2 separate regions of the Homo sapiens genome follow, and region 1 is linked to region 2. The links are chromatin loops, found by intact Hi-C in ENCODE. Cell type or tissue: mucosa of descending colon. All regions are shown on one strand. Links, peaks and the distances in the headings refer to the core of each region. The heading gives the core; the rest is flanking DNA. Region 1 overlaps SLC6A15 (solute carrier family 6 member 15). Region 2 holds the start of TSPAN19 (tetraspanin 19).

Region 1 (12,419 bases), core at 1,523-9,522, 160 kb before region 2:
ATAGCTATCAATATTAACAGACTGCTGAAATTAAATTGTTTTATACACGCACACACATGCACATGCACAAACACATACAGACATAATTATCAGAGCAGCAAATGATAAAGGTATATATTTGAGACTTATTTAGACATATATTATTAGTAAATTTTTTATGGCTAAGAAAGAGCTGGGCACGGTGGCTCACGCCTGTAATCCTAGCACTTTGGGAGGCCAAGGCGGGCGGATCACGAGGTCAGGAGATTGAGACCATCCTGGCTAACACGGTGAAACCCCGTCTCTATTAAAAAAAATACAAAAAATTAGCCAAGCGTGTTGGCACGCGCCTGTAGTCCCAGCTACTCGGGAGGCTGAGGCAGGAGAATGGCGTGAACCCGGGAGGCGGAGCTTGCAGTGAGCTGAGATCGCACTACTGCTGCACTCCAGCCTGGGCGACAGAGCAAGACTCCGTCTCAAAAAAAAAAAAAAAAAAAAAAAGCCTTGGGGAATTGCACACCACTGCCCAGCATTCATGGTCATCTCTACAAAATTTGTATCCAATCTTATTTTACATCACTTACCAGTATTGTTTCTGTACTCTAGTATGGTTGGCTTTCTTATTGTTGCCTTTATCTTCATTTATGTATGTTTACTAGCTATCCTCTGACCCTTGAGAAGATCCTTCCTCTTTCCAATTCAACTTTCATCTCTTTCTCTGACAGTTCCATCGTATATTTAGATGACCTAGACTCTTTTGAATTCTTATATGTAAAATCCATTATGCTATCAGTATTTTACATGCTGTAAGTCTTATCTATGCAATCTGATTTTAATTTTAGTGTTATTGTTTTTGGAGAAGAGTTTTTTATATATTTGTATATCTCTTATAATTTATTTTATATCCTTTATAGCCCTTAAATGGGAGTATGATGCATTAAACTGGTACTTTAATAATCACTTGTAAATTGGACCTATTAACTACCATCCATATTGATAAATTGTTTTATTTTCTTCTCTACTTGGAGACATTAACTACTAGTAAATTACTACTGCTGCTGTATATGAGAACGGGATTTAGGTTTATCATTTTCAGCTATGCACTTTTTGGATAGGAATATCACATCTGAACTGCTCTAATTATGATTATTTGACTTGTATAAAAATTATACACAAACAGTCCATGACTTTATTCTAGTGTCAGTCATTCTTGATAATGCATTACTATTAATGAATTATAACAATAAATATTTATTATAAATGATAAAATATAATTTATATTAAAACATCCATATTATATTATACATACAATAAAAATTATACAATTAAAATAAAATAAAATAAATTATACAATGTATACAATAATAAATAGTGATAATAGACATTAATAAAACTCAAAATATAAGACTTTCCACTTTTCATCTCTAATCTTTCACCAAGAATAAAATGGCCTGGATTTGTTCAATGAAAAGTCAAATACAAAAAACTCACCAGTAAGAATTTCTTTCCTCACTTTGAAAGTGTCCACAATAGGCGTGACAATCCCTTCAATGGTTCCAAACATACTGCCAAGGCCTAGATTGACCAGCATGAGGAAAAACATCACTGACCAGAAGGGAGATGCAGGAAAATGTGTCATCGCTTCTGTAAAGGCAATAAAAGCTAAGCCGGTCCCCTGAACAGCCTGCAAAATACACAAAATAGCAACATTAGTACAGAGTAATTATTAAACAATGGCTCTATATGTCAGTTACAATGAGGAGGAAAGATCTCTGAATAATGGCCAGGACTGCTGGAAATAGACATGCTCAAATCAGCTCTTAACCTGATAAATCATGTTGTCATTCTCAGAACCTGGATTTAATTAGATCAAGCAGATCCAAATAATGAAATTTTGCCTATAATTAATAAACAGAGTACACGATTGTGTTGTATATACTAACTATTTCACAAGGCTCCTAGAATGAAAAACTATATTAAAGAATACATAATATTTTTGGTTTTGTTAAAGCTTATGAATATGAATAGTGACATATTATCATAGATATATAAATACAAATATATATATACAACTATTTCTGGCTCATATATAAAGATTTTAAAAATTTGGTTTTACCTTACCTCAAAGTGGCTCAATCAATTGTTGTTATATATATATATACATATACACTATGAATAATAAACTTGTTTTGATTTAAGAGAAAACTGCAAATGCAAAATAAAAGGATGTGAACAGAATAAGTAGATTATAAAAAGCCAATTTTTAATTTAAAAAACCTACATCTTTACCTTTTTTTACTTCTGATATTCCTACCTCCCTGATTAAAAAAAAAAAAAAAGTTGGGCTGATATACTGGTTTGCATAATTCAGAAGACACAATGAATTTCCAGTCAAAACTAATAACAAAATGAATAAAAAGACAGATACTCCAATTGGGCAGAAAGAAATTGAATTACTTGCAAATATTAATGTGAGTTTATTTTATAAATATCACAAATATTGAGTTGTAAAATAACAACTTACTTTGTCTAACTAACTGTACCTATAACCAAACTTCAAGTTGTGTTGTCTCATAAAGACAGATGAGAATTAAAAAAAAAAACTTTGAACGGTACATTAGTAATTAATTAAATATTTCCTTAAGGAATTCAAGGTTTTTATATTAATGATGGCTTTACTTTTTAATGAATAATATCCACACATGATTCTTTATGTTAGTCTCAAGTACAGTTAACTATCTTAAAGCAAATAATTAGTGACTAATTTCTCCATTATATTTTCCTTTTCGACATACAGGAGACAGTGGCAGCCAATATAAGGACATTTATTAATGGTGACCTATTTCTTATTTAATACAACATAGCTAAGAAAAAGAACTTCATCGGTTGGGCACGGTGGCTGAGGCCTGTAATCACAGCACTTTGGGAGGCCAAGGCGGGCAGATCATGAGGTCAAGTGTTCGAGACCAGCCTGGCCAAAATGGTGAACCGCCTTCTCCCGTCTCTACTAAAATTACAAAAATTAGCCAGGTGTGGTGGTATGTGCCTGTAATCCCAGCTACTTGGGAGGCTGACCAGGAGAATTGCTTGAACCTGGGAAGCAGAGGATGCAGTGAGCCAAGATCGCACCACTGCACCCCGGCCTGGGCGACAGAGAGAGACTACGGCTCAAAAAAAAAAAAAAGAACTTGATCATGACTTGTGGAACACAACTATTAAAATTTCTATTTTAAATATTATTCATGCATCAAAGCAATCATGTATGTGTAAATGAGAGCCATAATTCTAATTCTGTATTGAAAATTATAGCAAGAAAGATTTCAGACTAATCATCATTCTATGATGAAAATCACTTTATATTCATATTTTAAATTATTGTGGCTCAATCAATGAAATAACTTTTTAAAATAAAGCAAATCTTTACCATTTAAGAAAACATATTCTCTAAAATTAAGAATGTAAATTCTGAAGGACTTATAATGCCCAGGAGCTTCTCCGGGCATTTTAAGAGCTTCTTCGGGCATTTTAAGGCCCTTTTCCTGAAGGGAGTCTGCTGGATAATGCATATTTCAAGTGAATGATAATTATTTTATTGCTCAAACATGGCTTACTAACTTTATTTAGCTCTTCTTCAATTTTACAGGAATTGAGATGAAGAGCAGGAAACTCTTCTTCTTTCACTTTTTGAATGATGTCATAAACTAAATGATAATCTTCTGCAGTAACAGTTGAAAGGTTGATATGATGGGGAATAATATCCTGACTAATGTTCCCCATTTTCAAAAATTTCATGATCGTCTCTGAATTTCTGAAAAATAAAACAACATACAAATGAGCACATAAGAGTTCTTTGGTGTATAGTTTGTGAACGACTATGCCATTATAAGCTAATGAATGAGCAATGTTCCCAACACAAAGAAATGATTAATGTTTGAGGTGATGACTATCCCATTTACCCAGATTTGACCATTATACATTGTATGTTTGTGTCGAACTATCACATGTATCTCATAAATATGTATAGCTATCATGTATCAATAAAAGTATAAATAACAAGATAAAAACTAAGAAAAAAGGCAAATGGAAATTAATATTCATACTGTGTAATGCATTTCTCATTTATGACATTTGCTTTGAAGCCCAGAACTGCAAACACCACCAATGTTGCCAGGACAGAAGTGAAAAAATTGATGAAGGACACCAGGACAGCATCAAAGTGGCAGTTGTTGTCTCTCTTGTTGTAGCTTGAAAAGGCAATGACACCACCAAATCCCAGACCTAAGGCAAAGAACACTTGAGTAGCAGCTTCTCTCCAGACCTTGGGCTCCAGCATTATTTCAAGCTGTTTAAAAATAAACATAATAGAATCAGCTACAAAATAATGTTTCAGAATAATTAATTTTTATGGAATTTACTGTTTATGGAGTATACAATGATATTTATGCATCCAAAGTTTATTTAAATCGGGAAATAATATGTTCTTAAGCATAAACATCTATTTTTAGGAAACAAATAATTATGAGTAAGAAAGTTGATCAGTCCTTTACATGGAGATTTTAAGTACATGGGGATTTTCTACTTACATGGTGGTTTTTAAATATTTTAAGAATATCAAAGGAAATATGAAATGAGAATATGAAGAAAAATTAATTATCCTCAATCATTTCCCATTATGTCTTTTTTTCTTTCCATAGCAAAACAGGTCAATTACCAATAAAAGTTAATAGTTGCTTCACTAACACTCCATGTTTTGTGTTTTCTGCTGTTAATCTAATGGTCGAAGCAGAAAACAATTATAAACTTCGCAGAGTTGAACTATTTGTACTTTGCATATTCACATATGTATTCTTCATTCATTCAAAAGTCTGCTAAAAGATTTTTCTTTGAAAATTGAAGAAATTCACCTATATTGTCTATAAGATACTCTTTCAGATCCAAAGTTCTGACATTGAACAGATATTAAATATTGAACAGATATTTCATGTAGTTGTGCTTTATGTCTTAGATAATTATCACTGTATATAATCAAAACTTAAATGAAACAATTCAGATCAGCCAAGTGTGGCCCAGATCTTAATAAACAGTTCCTTTTGATTTCAGTAATAATAGCGTTTAAATTGGCATTTTATCTCTTTTTGCCATTACAATCAAATTGCCTTTATTGAGAGCAATGTCAAACATGACTAAGAACACGAATTCTACAGAGAGTTTCAGATTCTGATTCTGCCATTTAGTAATTTTAAAATAGTGCAAACAATGGCAAATGGCGTGTCCTCTCTGAGTTTCAGCTTCTTCAGAAAGATCAGAATAATAAGAAGTGTACCACTTACCACGGTGCCTACCACACTCTAAAAATGCTCAGTAACCGATAACATAGATGAGCTATAGCGGCATACACACCGGTAAGCATTTTATATGGTTTAACTCATTTAGTACTCACAACAACCCACGAAGTTGTTGCCACTATTAACTGATTCTTAGGAAGGTTATGTAACTTGCCTAAGTTTACACAGCAGCTCTGAGGTAGAGATGAAATAAGAACATAGGTAGATTCCAAAATCCATATTCTCTCAAACAATAGGATGTATTGCTTCAACTAATTTTGGTTATTAAAATCTATGAAATATGCTTATTAAACATAATCATGATTATCTTCATAATTTATGAACAATTAACATATGCACATTGTTTACTGACCATTGCTACATCATATTCTATTAAAATACACTCAACTGTCTATCTCTGCTTTAGCCACTAGATGGCAGAAAAGACCTATTAACTAAAGACATTACCAGCAGCCCAGTTTCTGAACTAAATCTCCACTCACTGTTTCACAAGTATTTGATGTGCTTATGTACTTTCTCCCCTACATAAACAATGTAAAATTTTTAAAAATTACAATTACTTCTCATATTGAGTATCACATCCTACAGAAATGTAATAGAGTCTTATCAACACTCAATGAAAAGTTAGCTGAAGGAAAACTAACATTTTAATAGTGATCCCTAGTCTAGGTCAGAAATGTTAATTCATGCTGCAGTTTTCAGTACTGGGGCCATATAGAATTATTACATATAAGCATTTAAATTCTAAAATATCTAGCTAAATCAAATGTTTAGAATTTTGTCACAAGCAATTGTCAGTTTAGAAAGAGAATATATTCTAGAAATTCACACAGAATTTTGGTTGTCTTGAACTCAGAAAACATTTTCTTCAATATTATACATATAAGTATTTTTGGTCATTAAGTGTGGCCCATTTGTAGCAGATTTAAATTATAGTGTGGCTGAAACTCGTAAATCTTAACTAGTTGTTCACAGAGAAGTTCCAAGAACTCTAAATGTTAAACAGGAATTTTGAAGTAGCTGAGAAAACCAGACACCAGTGTCAGCATTTTTGCTACTACAGAATGAATACCAACTCAGAACCACACACACAAAGAACACAGCTTCTTTTACGCAGTATCAAGGCAGCCGCCAGGAGTGACAAAGAATTCCAGAGAAGCTAATCCCTTATGCCCAAATCTCACAGCACAATGCTGCCTGCACATTCATCCTTCAGATAACTTTTAATTTCTAAACTAATTTTGAAATCGTATCTTTAGACAGTTTCATCTTAATGTCTGCCTATGATAGTATTAGCAAACTAATAGTGGGGTGCACCATATATATATATATATATATATATATATATATATATATATATATATATATGAGAATCAAAAACGTGGTCCCTGTTAAAGCAGTATAAGAAATTATGATTAAGCCCACACTTATGATTAACCAGGTTAAGTGGGCCCACCGTTGAGTTTAGCTCTACAAAGTTGCATGATGGATTATAAGTTCTGAGCCCTTGATGGAGTCTAATGAGAATTTTCCTAAAATATATATGCATCTATAGAAGTTACAGAACTTCACAAGCTGATTACTATAAATATTCTTCCAGAAGCTACAAAACTACAAAACCTCAAAAAAATTAACTAAGAAAAGAAAACACTTATTTTCTCTGAGAGAGTATTTTAGGGCTCTTAATCTTATTTTAGGGTCCATGGATTCTAGATGATCAGTCAACTTCCAGATACACTAAGCAAATTAATATGTTCATTTTTTTTTTTGGGAAAAAAAATCCTCGTCACTTTTTCAAAGGGATCCATGACACAAAAAGGTTAAAAACCACTAAAATAAAGGGGAAAGAGTTAAGGAAGACTGAAAAATTCTGAAGTCTAATCAGTATAAAACTTAGAAATAAATTTATTATAAAAGAGAGATTTTTGAAGTTGAAATAGTGGTAGCCTTACTCTAAAATCAAAATGGGATATAAAAAATGGAGATAAATGGCTATAATTATACATAAAAAATGCTGGTTTTTCCTAGACTGGTTAACAACTATAATTTAAAAGTTTAATGTACATACATTAGAACAATTATTCCTTAAATATAACTTAGAATATTTTAACAATAAACATAATGCTTTCATGATCATAAGCCTTAAATAGAAATATGGTACATACCTTAGGGGTAAACATGTGGCGAATGCCATCAATTGAACCATTTAAAAGGAATGCTCTGATGAGGAAGCAAATAAGTACCACATATGGAAACAGAGAACTAAAATATATGATCTGCAAAGAAATAAAAATAAAAATAAGTGAGATACAATGACCATTTTTTTATAGATAAGATTTTATATGTTAGTTTCTGTACTTTGACAGTCACTGTTTCATGACAGGATTAATAAAACTATTAATAACTTCTAAAGCCATTTTTTAAGAATGGTTTATGAGTCGTGATTCAGCCTTAAGATTTTATTTGAGATACAATTTACATTTAAAACACACTATCTCCTTTGAAAAAATCCATCAGCTATGGTGTAGCTTCAATAGTGTTGATTCCTTATAGTTCATAAAACAAGAAATATTTAAGACAGAAATGAACAGGCACTAACTACCTAATGAATTCCTACTTTTTTGTTGTTGTTCTAAGTAGCAAAATAAAGTCCTATTTCTTTTTCTTTTAACCAAATTTTCATTGTGATTCTGTAAAGCTTTCAATGCAGTATTGTTCCTATGCTGTATCTTCCAGAACCCAAACAATCAAACGTGTAAAGATTTTACTTTCCGCTTCAGCAATTTTCACTGTTAAACAGTTCAGCAAATATTTATAATAGAAAAGGAAGTGTGCTACTCAGACATTCACTGCCTCCTTGACATCTTCCTCTGGAGGCCTAATAGGTCTCTAAAATATTTCAGGTCCAGAGGGAAACTTCTGAATTTCCCTCAAAGCTATTCCCACCCATCTCTATTTCAGAAAATGGCCCCACCCTCCATCCCATTAGTAAAGCCAAACATCTAGAAATGGTTCTGGACTATCCATAATATTCTCCTAACTGAATTGCTGGCTGCCCCTTGGTTTATGTCATACCCTGCTTAAAACACTCCAGGAATTTCTAATGTCGTTGGAGTGAAGTGCTGATTCCACCCTCTGGCCTGCAAAGTCTTACCCTAGAGTGCCTGCTTGCCTGGCCACCACTCTTCCCATGGAGCTCTGGCCACTCAGGCCCTTGCTATCCTGTGAGTCTACCAAGCTCAGCCAGCCTTAAGATGCAGGGCGGCACCTTCCTTCAGAAGCACCTCTTCCTTATTTGCAGATGACTTGCTCCTCCTTACTATTTTAGTCTCATCTTCATCTTCTCCCTGAGGTCTTCCCTGACCACCCAAAATAAGGTGATGCCTTTTTCTATCCTTTCTCTCCCATCTGCCCCCTGCCAACCCTCAGTGATATTACCCTAGGTTTGTTGTTGTTGTTGTTTAGAGCACTTAGCACTTTTCAAATTTTATTTATGTGTTTCTGTGTTTATTTTTTGTATCCTCTAACAGGGTATAAGCTAGTAAGGGTAAAGATATTTTCTGTTTACTACCATATCTCACACACCTAACACAGTTGCTGACATAGTAACTCTATCATATGTATCTGTGGAAGGAAGGAATGGAAGGAGAATTGGAACAATGGAGGAAAAAGTGCCATAGCAGATGATGCTTCCGGGCAGGTAAAAGATACTGAATTCAATAATAACTACAAACAACATTAATATAAGGCAACACAATAAGGGGCACTCTCTAGTTTTACCCACTTAAGAATCATATATAAACACATGGCACACCTTAAGGAAAAAATATGGATAAAATGCCAGCATACTTTAGAACACAATATTTTAAAAATAAATTATATTTTAACTTAATTGGTTGTAATGAACATAATTTTTTAATAATTTCAAATTGGTTTAATCCTTTGATTAATCCTTCACTCAAATTTTTTGATTTTTTAAAAAATCAGAATGCTTTCGGATGGATTTTTTCATTCTCCCTGCGTACTTTTGGCATTCATTAAATTTGGCAGTTGCCTTGATCTCACTTGAATTAAAGTAATCCCCTTTATGATTCTTCTTCAGAAATGTTGTGGCTAGCCAGAAGCATGGATTCACTTTTGAACAATAGCTTCTTTTTATGTTTTTAAACAAAACTCAAATGTACTGCTTTATAAATAATATAATTGACTTCCATTAATTCTGCTTATATAAAAGTGAAAATGAAGATTATACATTATAAAGTCTAGATAGACTGATTATGATTTTATCTAATAAAATATGCTTTTTAATTTTGTTTTAATTTTATATTTTATCTTTATATTTTTAATATAATTTCTAATTAGGTACTAAGAAAAGATTCTTCCTGTACTCATATTATTCGAGGCTAAAATACTCTAATCTACCCTTAGTATGTCCCACTTCCTCAAATCCCATAAACCAACTGATCACCACACCCAGCTAATTCTACCACAGAAATCTCACATCTGTCCCTTTGCTTCACCTCTCAATAGCACAACACCTTTCAGTATGAAAACAGTTTCCTGCTCATCTTGCCTCCAGATTCTGTTAGCTTTCCTCTGCATCCCAGAAATCCATTTTTCACAGTTGCCAGAGCGATCTTTCTAGAAATCTGGTGCTATCACTGAACTATTAAAAATCCTCAAAGGTTCCACACTGTTTGCTAGCTAACAGCCCATCATTTTACAAGAGTCCACAGAGCCTCCAATATCATCAGTCAACTTGCATATCATCCTTCGTCTTCCACAAGCTGCACAAGTTGTATGCAAAAGTCACACAGAAATACTCAGCAGTCGTTGAGCTTTGTACATGCTGTTGTCTGTGCCTACACACAGTTCTCTGTGAACTTGCTGGTGAACTTCTCTTCAACCATCGAACCCTACTCCAAAATTTACATCCCCCGTGAAGCCTTCTTGCAAATCCAGTTTAATTGCAATTGCTGACTCTACACTATCACACACTTTCTTTTTTTTTGGAGACCGAGTCTCACTCTGTCGCCCAGGGTGGAGTGCCGTGGTGCAATCTCGGCTCACTGCAACCACTGCTTCCCGGGTTCAAGTGATTATTTTGCCTCAGCCTCCCGAGTAGCTGGGATTACAGGCACCTGCCACCATGCCCGGACAATTTTTTGTATTTTAGTAGAGACGGAGTTTCACCGTTTTGCCCAGGCTGGTCTCAAACTTGTGAGCTCAGGCAATCCACCCGCCTCGGCCTCCAAAAGTGCTGGGATTACAGGCGTGAGCCACCGCCTGGCCACTATCACACACTTTGTATGTGCTTCTGTTACTCCACTTAGTATGTTCTAATCATCATTACAATATGTTGCAATATGGTTGTACAATAATATAATACTAAAACATATTGCACATTAAGATAAAACTTATAGGAATTTAAGTTTTTCTTCTTGTACACAATTCATTCATTGAATTGTGGGTTCCATGAGGACAGACTGTGGCCTATTACTCTTTGCATATCCATCAGTGCCTGACAAATAGCAGATATTCAAATATATTGTTCATTGAGAGAGGATTTACAGGAATTTGAGTTTTTCTTCCTGCACACAATTCCTAAAATTGCAAGCTTATGGTTATTCTGCAGTATTTTGAAAATTATATTCTAATTATATGTCCAGACATTTCAATTTTCATTTATTAATTCAACAAACATTTAAATTCTTAAGGACACTGATCTGGATTCAGTAAGACTCTAACACAGTTTCCTAATAAGTTACAAGAACATTTCAAGCCTACAAGATGGAGAAAAATAAGTCAATATTTCAAACATTTAAGTGATATTAAGAAGGCAACACATCAATTTTATTCCTCTGTGAGCAGGTAAGAGGACAAAATATTTCATTTTTAAATTCCATGATTTAAAAAGATGTGTCTTAGGAGTCAGCAGGTTACTTAAATATCTGTGTCATTTATAAACACAAATTATTTGCATTCACTCATATGGCTCTAATCTTATTAGACCAAAACAGCCACTTGCATAATATTATTAAAATGAGTTAAATTCAACCTATTCACTGTATTTATACCAACCACTTTCTTCTCTCCATGCGTTACGTCTTATAACTTGAAGTTATTTTATAAATTTGTTTATTGTTTGCTGCCTCTGCCACTAAATGGAAACTCCATGAGGACAGGCACATTGTTTACCTTGTTAGTTGTATTTCCAAAACTAGATCAGTGTCTAGAACATAGTAAGTGCTTAATAAATATTTGCTCAAAATAATAATGAATGGGTGAATGATTATTACACATTGTCCAAGAAGTATACATTTTTAAAACTGGGAAATGATACAAAGAAACATGCTCCTTTGACTGATTTTTAAGACCCCTCCCCCGGGCCTTGACAACTATTATGCCTGTCAAAGCAAGTACGTTAGTAAGAGAGACTATTTTATCTTTCAAAAGATTGTATAAAACATTTTCATTTTACTAAAGTGTTTAAAAAATCGAAAACAAAAACCATTGTTTTACATATGAAAAATGTTTATTATAAACATACCTTCAGAATGTATCATTCTTTTTGAAAATTCTGTAGCCCAGTTTTAGCCCTGTCTATCATGTATTGGTTGCTTAATTCTGGCCAACTATTTATTTTCCCTGAGCTTGTCAACTTTGCAGTAAAATGGGGATAAAATATGCAAATTATCTAGCTGATAGAAAGAATAAACAAGATAATGTATGCATAGTATTTAGCATAGTAGTAGTAACAACAGGAAAGTAGTCAGAGTAGAAAATACTACCTTAGAGTTAAAAGCAAGCTTGGGGCTTCTCATTTCTGTCCTACATATTTGAGACAGTCATCCCCTTAATAGATTCTGTAACTAGGGCACATGCTACCTCTGTGTGACCACCTCCAGTGATGCTGAGCTCTCTACCATTGAGGCAACTGATTTCATTATTATCAAGTTTGATTCTTGAAAGGCCTTTCTTTCTTTGAAGGCTTACCACCATCACAACCTCCTCCATAATACCCACTATTTGATCATAGTTTTGCTCTCTATGGCCACACAAAGCAGCCCTATTCTTCTTTTGGTTTAACTATTT
Region 2 (12,419 bases), core at 1,663-9,662:
TAGTAATATTTGCTGTACGAGTAAATAGTGGCAATGGGGAGTCACATAAGCTTTTAATAGGAAAGTTACATGGTTAAAATTGCATTTTTAAATTTTCTTTTTAAAGTGACAACTAATAATTGTACATATTCATGGGTGTTGTTTTGATACATACAATATATATAGTGATCAGATCAGAGTAATTAGCATGTCCGGTCATCTCAAATATGTATCATTTTTGTGTGTTGGGAATATTCAATATTCTTCTAGCTATTTGTGACTATGTAATACATTATTGTTAACTACAGTCATCCTACAGTAGTATAGAACACCAGAACTTTTTTCTTCTACCTAGCTGTAATTTTGTATCCTTTAAAAAATCTCTACAACTGATGAAGACTTTCAGAAGGAATGCTGGACACTTAATAAATTACAGAGAAATACTGCCACCTGCTGAATAAATTGTGTATACAACTGTTAAAAATTGAATGTCTATTTCACTGAGAGAAAAACAAAAATAGATACATACCAAAAGCTGTTAAAAAATTATTTCTATCTAATAAGAGCCATGCACCAAATCCCATGAATAAAAGTCCAAGAACCTAAAAAAAGAAAGTCAATGCTTATTTTTTTGTAATTGCCTATACAATAGATTACATTTTCTTTACTGTATAATTATGAAGATTCTTACCAAGAAAGCTCCATTAATGAGATTAAGAAAGTACTTAATAATTATTGTTTTGTTATTTCTTAACATTCTTTTTCTTCCAAGATATTGATGATTCTGAAAAGACAACCATAACTTTTTAAACATTCTACACAACAACTTTAAATATTTCTCCCTACTTATGTTCTTTATTTGCACATTTTTCTTCTCAAATCAATTATCAGTATAACATACTTCCATCTCTAAATGAAAGGATTTATTGAAGGTATCTTGAAACTGTACCTTGCCTGCATTTTCTTTTTACTAGAGAGTATCTGTACTTAAAATAATAAATATATATCTGCAATGCTTTGACTAGGCAATCAAGAGTAAGAAGACATTTGTATAACAAGTCAAGTAGCCTTACTGAATTTCTTGCAGTTTCAAAAAGTATAAGATATTTTGTTTTCCATCTTACTGTATTTTTAAATTTTTATTTTAATCCTAACCATTAGATAGCCAGGAACATTTCCAGTCTTAATATACCTTGTTCCCTTGGCTGGAAAGTTTTCCTCACTTCTGCATGCCCTTCCCCTTTCTCAGAATAATATTAGCTCCTCACTGAGGTGTTGGTTTGGGGATCTTTCTCTTAACCCAATTTGTTGCCTCTCAAATTTCTCATTGACCTGTCTTCTTCCCCACAGAGAGTCAGGGGTATTTAAGTGGCGAGAGTATGTCTTATATACCATTGTAACCTCCAGGTTTAGCACACAGCAGGTACTTGATATATATTTGTTGAATGCATGAATAGATAGATGAATTAAATTACTTAATCTATAATTTAGTTTAGTATGCAGTATATAAAAAAACTAAAGTAGCTTTCATTAAAACTTATTTTCCAGGTAGTCAATTTTCCTAAAACTTTCATGGAAAAATCAATACCTACTCCATTGGTTTTTGGTGCTGGTTTCATTAGAGATGAAAGTTTCAAATCTAATCTTGAGTATGTTCCCAGATTTTCTCTTTTCTCTTCTCACTGTTTTAATTCTAACTAGCACTATAATTTTAAACATACTGTAGTTTACAATGTTTTAATATATGTAGCGCATGATTGACATGATAGAAGCAGATTTAATAAGATTATTTTAAAGCTATTTGTCTGTCCCTAATTAGGCAGAAAGCAATTTGTTTATTGAACTGAAGGATCCTTTGAAAAGTGGAAAAAAAAGAGATGTCTACATTAGTCTATGTACTACCTTCCCTACTTTATCGTAAACCATCTTCCTCGTAAAATCTCCCAGTGTTCTTCTCAGTTTACGGAGTCACTACAGGTTATATCTTCTACCTATGCTTTGAATTCTCTTGCTGTCATTTGTTTTTTCTACTTTCCATCCTATTGTCTTATTCTTTAATTCCTCTAATGCCTGGCATGTTTTGATGGGACGCTCAGTTGGAAAGACTGCATGATTTTTATTTCAGTTTATTTCAAAGATGCTATAAATCTACATTTTTGGTTCCAATTCTATTTACTACCACATGTGAAAAGCTCTCTCACAGCCTGAACGAGAAGATAGGCACAAGGTCTTGGCCCCTGTCTGTGAAGAAGAAAGAGAATGGATACTAATGAACCAGAAAGCTCTGTGGTAACTCTGATGTGAAATGTTGAAGGCATGGACTTGAGTGTTGATGTGGTAATAATTAGCATGTTAGGCAGGGTCAAGCTGCAATACTTTATCAAAGGACCCAAATATAGAAGTAAACTTTTATTTATCTCAGTTCAAAGTAGGTGATTGGTTCACTTCTAGAAAATCATGTTAGAAACTTGGAGCTAACTCTGGCCTGTTCAACATGTGGCTTCCAAATTGGCTCCAGGTGCCATCTTTTATAGCTAACAGAAAGGGAAGGGGATGAGTAAACTCAGGCAGGCATCTTTTAAGCAAGTGAGGTTGAAGTTGTACACTTCTCTTCCATTTAGAGTCCACCAGCACAGACTTGGTCCCACAGCAATACTCAGCTCCAGTTGAAGGCAACCATGTACCCAGGATAAAGAAAAGAAAATAGGGTGGTGAGGGCCAAACAAAATGCCCACTGGTCAGAAAAGGCCAATTACAGAAGATAATTAGAAAAAAAAGAGAGCTTGGATTAAGCTTTAATATGCTTTACTGTGGAAAAGAATCAAAGACAATCAGAAAGATTCATGTAGGATGGGAAAATAAAAGAATAATGGTAATCACTGGAAATTTAAAAATTCAGGAAAATGGTTTAGAAGAAAAATTCATAAATTCAATATTTCATGATTAAATTTGAATTGGTAAAGAATATCTGTGGGTTATGTCTCATAAGGACTATAAATGGAGTGCAGATAAATGGGTAGCATAGGCTGTACAGACTTGAAAGTCATTCATAGAGAACCAGTGTCATGGGTGTGAATGAAAGAGAAGAGGGACTGTCTATAGATGGAAATGGGCAGAGGTTTGATGGTAGAGAATGAAATGATACAATTAAGAATTTGGAATTTTTAAAGCTGACTTTTACAGACTGAGAAGACAATCAAGGCATGATCTCATGGAAACCAATAGAGAAAGACAGTTCTAGATCATGGTGTCATATCATGGTGTTACATGGTATAGAAGTCAAAAGGGGTGAGAACTTAGTAAGCGCAAATGTAGGCAACGTGGTAAGGAAGATGTTTATGGTAATTTCAAAACTGTGGTTCAAGGTTACAAAGTTAAAACACAACAAACTGTGCATCCAAGCAACGATTCAAAGAAGCCCATGACTATGTTTACAAAGAATGGTAAAATGAGATGTTCATGTGTTGGCTTTTTCAGCCATAAGCTCCACATACTGGAAACAACGTCAATGAGAACAATGACGTGCCAACACAAAGATACACAGTAAGTTAAGTGTAGTTCTTATTTAAATATTTGTAGTGTGAAAGATCTATATTTTCTTTTGCTATAAACAAAGAATTTGTTTCTAACTTAATTAAATAAGGTCCTGGTGTGGCATTTATTTTGTTCAGTTCCTGATTAGTTAATTGATGTTGAAAGCTCAACAGCAGAGATGCTATAGGAATGGACAACTTACAATAATTAATCTATTCATAGGTATTATTTTGCACTAGTTTAATAAACTCTAATTGCTTCTTGTTATTGTTTTTATATTCTAAGTTCCAAGAGATGGGAACACACAAATGAACAAGTAAGAGAATGTCAAGGAGTCAAATATTAAAACCTGAATTATGTGTTGAGGTGGGGACAGGAAATAAAGGAAACAGGAAAGTTTCATAGAGAAGATGATTTTGAGATGACTCTTGAAGGAAGATTAAGAAGGTCCTAGTTAGATAAAAATGGGAGAGAGATAGGAAATATTCAAGACAGAGGGAACACTATGTTCAGAAGCTTTATAATGAGGTGTAAGGAGGCATGGATCAGAGTGGCAAGAGATGAAAGATAAGCTAAAGAAGTAGACTCAGTAAAGATTGTGACAAATCTTATATGCTTTACTAAAGATTTTTTTTTTCCTGAAGGTAATAGGGAGTCGTAATTCTGGCCTCAATGTGGAAGCCAAATTAGAAAAGACACTTAAGATAGGGGGATAATTTATAAATGGCTGTGGGAATGGAAACAGTATCACAATATGAGAGATGTAGTAGGAAGTAGAATTGCCAGCATTGGGATAACCAAAGAATCAAAGATGGAATGTAGTCTGTAGAAATGATGTAATTAAACTTTGAACATTATCTCATATTCTACATTGTCTCATTTAAATTGATTCCCTTTATCGTCGATATTTTGCAAATGCTATTATCCCCAATATCATCAATGAGGAGAGAAAGACTCAGCAAGGCAAAATTACTTGCCAAAGGTCACTTAGTTAATAAATGGCAGAGATGAGATTTAACTCCATTGATATAAACCACCCTCTCAATAACTTTCCCAAGCCCCAGTATCATCATCTGTAAATGCAGATTGTAATAGTACATGCCTCAAAGAGATGTTGTGAAAATTAGATGAGATTATGTTTGTAAAGCTCTTAGCCCAGTGCCTGGCTAGATGTTAGTTATCTCGTTATATCATAAGGCTAGAATCTCGTTATATCATATCTCAGTATAGAAATATTAAGATTATACAAGAGTCATGCATGTGAGAATGGGGAATGGGATGGAAACTGTGGGAAAGTCATAAATTCTCATTTTTCTGTGAAGTGGTTGGTCATGACAGCAGCTGGGAGGGAGCACAAAGAGAGTTAGAGAATCTGAAGGCTTGAGACACACTTTAAGTGGAACAAGAGAATGAGAGGCCTAAGAATACAATATGTGGTACTATGAGCTACATAGTAAATTACTTTTACTCAATAATTACGGTGCCTCAAGAAAATGAAACAAAGAAATACCTGCTCTGCAACTATTTTGAACACAACAATGATATTATGGGATATTTAAATTATATCACTGCCATATGAAGAATAAAGCAGTTGTTGAAAAATGCTCTTAAACTAAAATGATTTCACTACAACACATTTTCAAAGGAATATTAGTCTTGTCAGATAACAAAGAACAAACAGTTATCTCTCATTCTTTCATTCTCTCAATAAATATTTATTATGTACTCTCTAAAGGAAATATGCATTGTTAAGCCAATATGCTATAAATCAACCACACCTACAAATTGTTTTTAAAATTTAAATGAAATGAAGTTAACATGTTCAAAAGAAACAAAAGTCTACTCAGGTTAAAGAGTCATAGGCAAACCAACATACTCAATCTGAAGTTACCGTTTCTAGGAATAATGCAATTAAAATGGACTTCTGCTAAATACTACATGGTTGATAAACAACAGTGTCAAGTTAAATTTACTTATAATCTACAAATGTATTAGATAACTGCTGCCTTTTATTTTTGATTAGTTATATTCTAGCGAAATTATGACTAATTGATAAAGTTGTCCTTTCTTCCAAAGTAAAAAATCGCATGACAATATAGGAGATCTATCACCATGAATTAATTTATCTTCAGAAAATCTTTCACTGTTTTTCTTTTTTGCTGTCAATATTTGACAAAGTAAGCTTTGAGAAGGAAAGGAACTAAGGCATTATTTCCAAAATTATTTGATTATGAAAACTAGTTATTCAAAATTAATTTTGAAATTATTAAAGGATTTATAATTTTTAGAAGTCTGGATAGTTTCACAATCAAAAATAAAACTAATCTTAAGATTCTTATGTGAACTTCAACACAATATGAAAGTCTATTTTAAATGAACAGTTTGAGGTTCGAACACAGTAGCTCATACCTATAATCCCAGTGCTTTGGGAGGCCAAGGCGGGAGGATTACTTGAGTACAAGAGTTGGAGGCTACAGTGAGCAATAATTGTACCACTGCACTCCAGCCTGGGCAACAGAGGGAGACCCTGTCTCTAAAAAAACAATAAAAAATAGATAATTTCAATAGTCTATAAATCAGCAATAAAACCAAACTTAAAAAAAAGAACAAATTCCATTTGAGCATGGACTTTGATAATGAAAATACTCTGAATTTAATTAGACCTGAAACCAAGTGTAGTTTATTTTTTAAAATCATCTTTCCTGAAAAGGAAACTAACATGTGTGCTTTTAATATGAGAAATCTATTAACGTCTCACTTTATATTATTAGTTCTTATGTTGATGCAATTCAAGTTTATTGTTACCAGGAAATGTAGTCTATTTTTTTTCCAGAGGCTCAGTGAAATATTTGCTTTTAGCTTATTTTATAGCAGATACCTTTTACAATTATGGCTACTTCCTTTTAGAATTTAATGCCTTATTTGCAAACTTTAAAAGAAAATTAAAGTAAAAAATATGTTATTAATTAAAATATTATTTTGTACCCTATGTATTTGCTCCACAAAAAACTTTAATAAATTAAGTTAAAATTAAATAGCATGACATAAACTTAGAAATTAAGGTTTTATATTGAAATACTGTGTGACAATATTTTTACAGTAAAATAACTCCAGAAAATAATTTTTCAAATTTCTCACCCACATCCCTTCAGTTAGAGGTTTTTGATGGGCATTGATTGATGATTTTTTTCTTTTTTCCTTTTTCTTTTCTTTTCTTTTTTAAAAAACTGTTGTCATGGAAGGCAAACAACTTATTGACTTCTCTTCCATACTTCTATGTCCCACAAATCACTGTTCAGGATTAAGGGTTTGTGGAATGAACACCTTATACATGGGCAAATCACCAGATGGAAATATAAATATATGTAGCTCAGAAACAATTTAAAAAATTTAAAAGTGAGATTACATCTACTTGGGTAATTATAACAAAATTTCATTTTATTAAGTATTTTCCAAAGTTACTTAAATATTAAAATCTACCTGTAAAAAACCGTAAGCTCCTCATCCAGTCCCTGAAATGCTGCGTTCGTTTCAATTTAGAATCGAGATTGTTTGTCCTTCTAGAGCACCTGTAGGGAAAAACCGGTGTCTCTTCCTTGTGATTGGCTGTTGCCATGGATACGCTTTGTGTAGCGGCTATGGGCGCTGTCTTACAACAAAGCCAAGGAATCTCGCTGCTGAGGGGTGAGCCGGGGTCTTAAGACTGGGATTCCCGTTGAGGGAGGTGAACAGCTGTGGGAGCTCAGGCCGAGCCGGGACTCTCTCTGCCTGGCCAGACTTCCAGCAAAGGGAGAGACCGCGGGTCAGGGGATGGCTGTGCGACTCTGCGAAGCTCGAGGCTCCCTTCCACCCTGGAGATTTCGAGAACTCATTCAAAACTTAAAGAGATGTCTTGGCTATGTAGGGATCATTCGATGGTTACTCACTCACCGCTCCCCACAAACCAATTGACGTTATTTTCCTTCCTTCCTTCCCTTCTTGTCGCCCTCCTTTCCACCCTTTCTTTTTCTGTCTCTCTTTCTTTCTTTTTTTTTTGGTAATATATAATTTATATGAACCTTATAAAGTAGATTTCTCTCCCCTTTCTTTACAGGGGTTGAAGGGGGAGTTCCTTAAGCTTTTCTACTTTTGACAGCTTTAGTGAACTCCAAGTGATTCGTTATCAACTTAGAGCACTTTAATGTAGCCCATTTACAGTGAGACCCATCCATGACTGCACGTCATATACAGTAACCACTAACTGCAGGTGGCTACTGAGGACTTGAAATGCAGCTAATCCTAACTGAGATGTGCTGCAGGTGTAAAACACACAACAGATTTCTAAGAATTACTGTCCAAAGAAAGAATATAAACTCTTTGCAATGATATTAATAATTAATTTTGTTATTACACGTTGAAATATTTTGGATATATTGGGTTAAATAAAATATATTATAAAAATTAATTGCACTTCTCTTTTGTTTTTAAAAAGTTGCTAATAGAAAATTTAAACTTGCGTAAGTGCTCAAATATGTAATTGGACAGGGGTGATCTAATGAGCCAGTAGATGAACAGAGAAAGTCATGTAAAGGAAATGACTCTTACCTCCACCATACTCTCCTGCCTCTCTTTCTATATAAAGTTTAGTATACCCGTGCATTTTGCTTTGTAGGCATAAAAAAAAAATCTAGCTTTCCTTCTAATAAAGCTTTTTAAATGCACTTTGAGTTCCATTGCAGGATAATATTTTGCCCTGGTTCTGTCTGGAGTTCCATTTCACTTTGTTTTTCTTTTCTTTTCTTTCTTTTCCTTTTTTTATTTTATTTTTTATTTTTGAGTGAGTGAGTGAGGGTGGAAGTTATGGGTAGAACTGATTTTGAGATGATTGAGTAGAGTGAAAGGAGGAATTAACGAAAGGGAAAGAGGATGGAAAGAAGGAATGAAGAAAAGAACAAGAAGACAGGTGGAAAGGTCAGGCCCTTGAGTAAAGAAAGAAAGGTTTAAACTAGTGTCATGAAAAATAAAATGATAGCTGACTAGTACGTTTTCAAACCTTTTTTGGGACTAAGACCAACAGTGAAAAATAAAAAACAGAACATTAACAACAACACATATTACATTGCAACTCATGCATACATACCTACATTTATATGTATTAATAACTGAAACAAAAATTTTATAAACAATTCTGATCTTTATTATATATAGTAAAATTATATAAACATATAAATCAATAAGAGTATTAGCGTACAATTACAGTTGATCATTTTGTAGTCAAAGTTTAAAAAGAATGATTGAAGAGATAAAACAATGTTTGGTGTAACCATAATAAGGTGTGATAAAAGTTTGTTAAATTAAAACATATTTAAATAAATATGTTGGATTGGTATGACAAATTAGAGAACACATAATTTTTAGTGACATATTAGCCTCTTCATTTTTTAAAGCAGTTCTGTGCTTTATTATGAAGAATAATGGACGATGATGATGCAAAGCTCAAAGCAGAAATAGAAGCTGAATTGGATAAACTCAGCATTTCCTCCTTGGAAAAAGAAGACATTGAGAGTGATGCAAAATCAGAAACCCAGAGTGATGATAGTGATACAGTGAGTATTGCACTTTTGAGCCTTTTAACAGGAGTAGGCTTTTCAGGAGAAATATTACTTTTCTCAGGATGTTTTTATGTACTTCTCATTTTTAGCAGCATTGTTATAAACAATTTATATAAATATAAATTATATTGAATATATATAGTCACCTATACATCTTCGTAAAATTGGGATTATCATTATATATATTTATATCCTGATTTTTGTTTTTACTTGTGAACATTTTAGCATGATTAAATTACATGGGAAGAAAAATGTATATGAAATCTTTTGACATATCAAAATGGTTACTTTTGGAAATAAAACAAATTATCCTTTTATTTGTGTATATTTACCAATGTTTATATGCTTCAGAGTTTATTCATAGATTTATTCATTTATACCAATATCCTTAATCCAACTGGAATTTATTTTCAGGAATGTTATGAAATGTAGAACTAATTTGAAAATCTCCTGCACATATTGAGCTAATATTTCCAGTGTCTCTTGTTTAATAATCTAATTTTTCTCAATTGATTTATCATATGTCTTACTGATAGTTATTGTACATATGATCTATCCAAGGCTGTCTGTTCTTTTCCATTACTTTATTCATTATTTTCCTACTGTTGTATATTTGTAAATATTGAGTGGACCAAATTCTTCACATCTTTTTATCATTTGAAAATCTTAACTAAGCTTTTTTTGAAAAAGAAAATTTTTTAAAGATTTGAGAACTTTGTTATTTTATTAGGATTGCACTAAACCTACCTATTACATTTAGAAAAATTAACATTGTTACATTATTATGTCTTTTATCCAGAGCTCATTTAAATGAGGCAAAAAAATCTGAAATTCTTTATTTGAGTATGAAATCCAACAGAATAATGGATTGTTTTATATTTTATTATACCTTTTTATATAAAGGAAGAAGAAAATTTTAAAGCCCTTCTGTTTCAATTAAGATACCTCACTATTATTTATATCACTTAGAATCAGTGTAAGTATTATTACCAGGGGAAAAAATTATTAACTAAGGATTTACAGATTATGAACTATATTTCCCAAGACATAACAACAATCTCTACAATCCAGGTAGCTTAGAATTCTATTTCTTAGTTAAACAAGAAATAGAAATCTCAATGCAGGACAGATGTCAGAAAAGTAGAATTGATATTTTTGTCACTATTTTTAATACACTACTTTATCAGGACTCATTTTATGACATATAATTTTACATGCTTTTCTGTAGTACTAAAAGAAAGGTAATATTTTCTCATTATCTTCTAATGTTCATTCTCAAAACTAAACACTGAATTCCATTAGTTAGGATAGAGAAAATAAAGCTGGCTGTAAATCCTAAATTCAACACATGAAAACCCAGTATGGCAGACAATATTTGTTTTTAGTTAAATAAAAGCAGGTGCATATCATGTTCTTCTATATAGAAGCATTTATATCGTTTCATTGATGCCATGCTTGAGGTCCCTCAGTGAAGTGTTGTCATCATGTAGATATATGTAACTTCAAGATTATTATTAAAGTTGTTCCTAGATGCTTCAAGTATTTTGTTGTTATGAATATTATTTATTTGCATTATATTTTCTAACTAGTTACGGTGTTTATGGAGGAAGGAATTTTATTTTTGCATTTTGCATATCAATATATTTAGCTATTTAGAAAATTTACAAATCGAGTTACATAGGCTATATTGGTAGATATTTTATAATAGCTTACAAATGTGACTAAATTTGTGTATGATAATCACAAAGCCAGTTTTGAATGTAATAAATAATTATATCAGGTATTAGTTTGATATTAAATATTTTGAAAAAATAATCTTGCAGTTTTGATTAATATTTGATAATATTTATTTGAAGTTGGAATTAATCTAAAAATATATACAACTATTGAGGGCATTCAAAAATAAACAGCCTGTAATAAAGTTAACGAAAGTGATGTGTAGGTAACTCTTTTCATTTGTTTTCTTAGAGTTTTCTAGAAATGCACAACCACCTGAAAATTAAAAGTAAACTCTAGCCAAATATATTTGTCTGAACTGTGCTGTTTATATGGAATCTTTTTACTTCATTTACATGTTTTGGTCACATTTTTGCTGTGGAATGAAGGGTCCAAAATTTGACACATAATTTTGATAATAAACACTTTCACAGTTTCTTGTATTATTCAAATTTTTAGGATTCAGTTGAATTACCAGAATCAGTTCTTCACTGTATTAACATCATAAAGAACAGGAGTAAAGCTGTTGAAGAGCTCATTCTTCAGGACCTGGAAGATACTGATATTTTAAGTAAGTACTATTTTCATCTGTCTGGCAGATAAGCTTTCTGTAAGTATGAACAAATTATAATTTAGTAAACTAAAGTGCTTAAAGTTCTTATCTCTTACTGTGCACATGTGTATACATTTAGTGTATTTCTAATATATCTACAGTATATTGGACTGTTGGGTTTAGTTCATTCATTTTTTTTTTACTATCTTTCTTAGGTCTTCAGTAAATACCATCAGCATTTTGTTTCCGCAGTCCTAATTAATACCAGACATCCTATTATTTTATATTAAAGAAAATAAAACTAATCAAGAGAATTTTTTTGGCAGTATCAGTATATACATCTTTTTTTGGGAAAAATATAATCACTTATTTGAAAAGCCCAACAGTATTTTGCTTGAATTGTGCAAATTTACTTCTTGGAATTGTTCTAAGACTAATGGAAAGATCGAAGATTTAATTAGAATTAACCTTGGCTTGGTTTATAATGAGAAATGGCAGCATTCTAAATGTTCAACAAGACCTTTTTTGTTGACTAATAAACCTATTTTTAAAAATGACAGACAAATATTTAATGTAAAAAATATTCATGATATGTTAAAAGCTATTTTAAAATTAAATGGCATTTATGTATTAGTATAAATTACAATGTAGATATTCATATTCATTCAATAAATATTGCTTTGTGATAGAATGTGTTCTAGTCACTAAGAATACAGCAGTGAACAAAACAGGCAAAGATTCTGTTTCTCTGTTTTAATGTTCCAGTGTAGGGAGACAGATAATAAACAAATATGCAATATTTCAATAGTGATAACTGCTATGAAGGAAAAAAATGTAAGGAGATAGAGACTGGAGTTTGCTATTTTAAATAGTCAGGGAAGGTCTCTGTGACAAGGTGATATTTGAGCAATGACTTAATGAATGTAAAGCTGAGCCACATGGTTATCTAGGAAGCCTGTATTCTGGAAAGAGGGAAGTATAAAGGCCCACTGAGTGGATTTAATATGTTTGAATAACAGCAAGTAAACGTTTCTGGTTGTATGTGA

Evidence for each region. Hi-C counts contacts between places; a loop is a spot of excess contacts. Peaks named below come from ENCODE experiments on the same cell type or tissue, not always from the same donor. Only the 100,000 strongest peaks of a DNase experiment are listed, where the experiment ranks them.
Region 1: it touches region 2 in a loop (5-fold over the local background); 97 of 110 quality-filtered maps call a loop at or near these places.

What each region holds. Positions count from the first base shown.
Region 1 is chr12:84,869,008-84,881,426 of GRCh38, forward strand. SLC6A15 (solute carrier family 6 member 15) reads right to left here. Exons shown (of 12, transcript NM_182767.6): 6 at 7,490-7,600; 7 at 4,080-4,321; 8 at 3,595-3,787; 9 at 1,471-1,663. Among named protein-coding and RNA genes, the nearest start is that of SLC6A15, 38 kb to the right of the region's middle. In mucosa of descending colon, for the core only: a CTCF peak has its summit at 5,704 (motif pointing right); no DNase peak of the experiment used is centred there.
Region 2 is chr12:85,029,211-85,041,629 of GRCh38, forward strand. TSPAN19 (tetraspanin 19) reads right to left here and starts at 7,067. Exons shown (of 9, transcript NM_001100917.2): 1 at 6,994-7,067; 2 at 671-763; 3 at 509-581. The coding sequence starts at 736. It overlaps LRRIQ1 (leucine rich repeats and IQ motif containing 1), which reads left to right and starts at 7,141. Exons shown (of 27, transcript NM_001079910.2): 1 at 7,141-7,197; 2 at 8,943-9,098; 3 at 11,280-11,391. The coding sequence starts at 8,967. In mucosa of descending colon, for the core only: no CTCF peak of the experiment used is centred there; no DNase peak of the experiment used is centred there.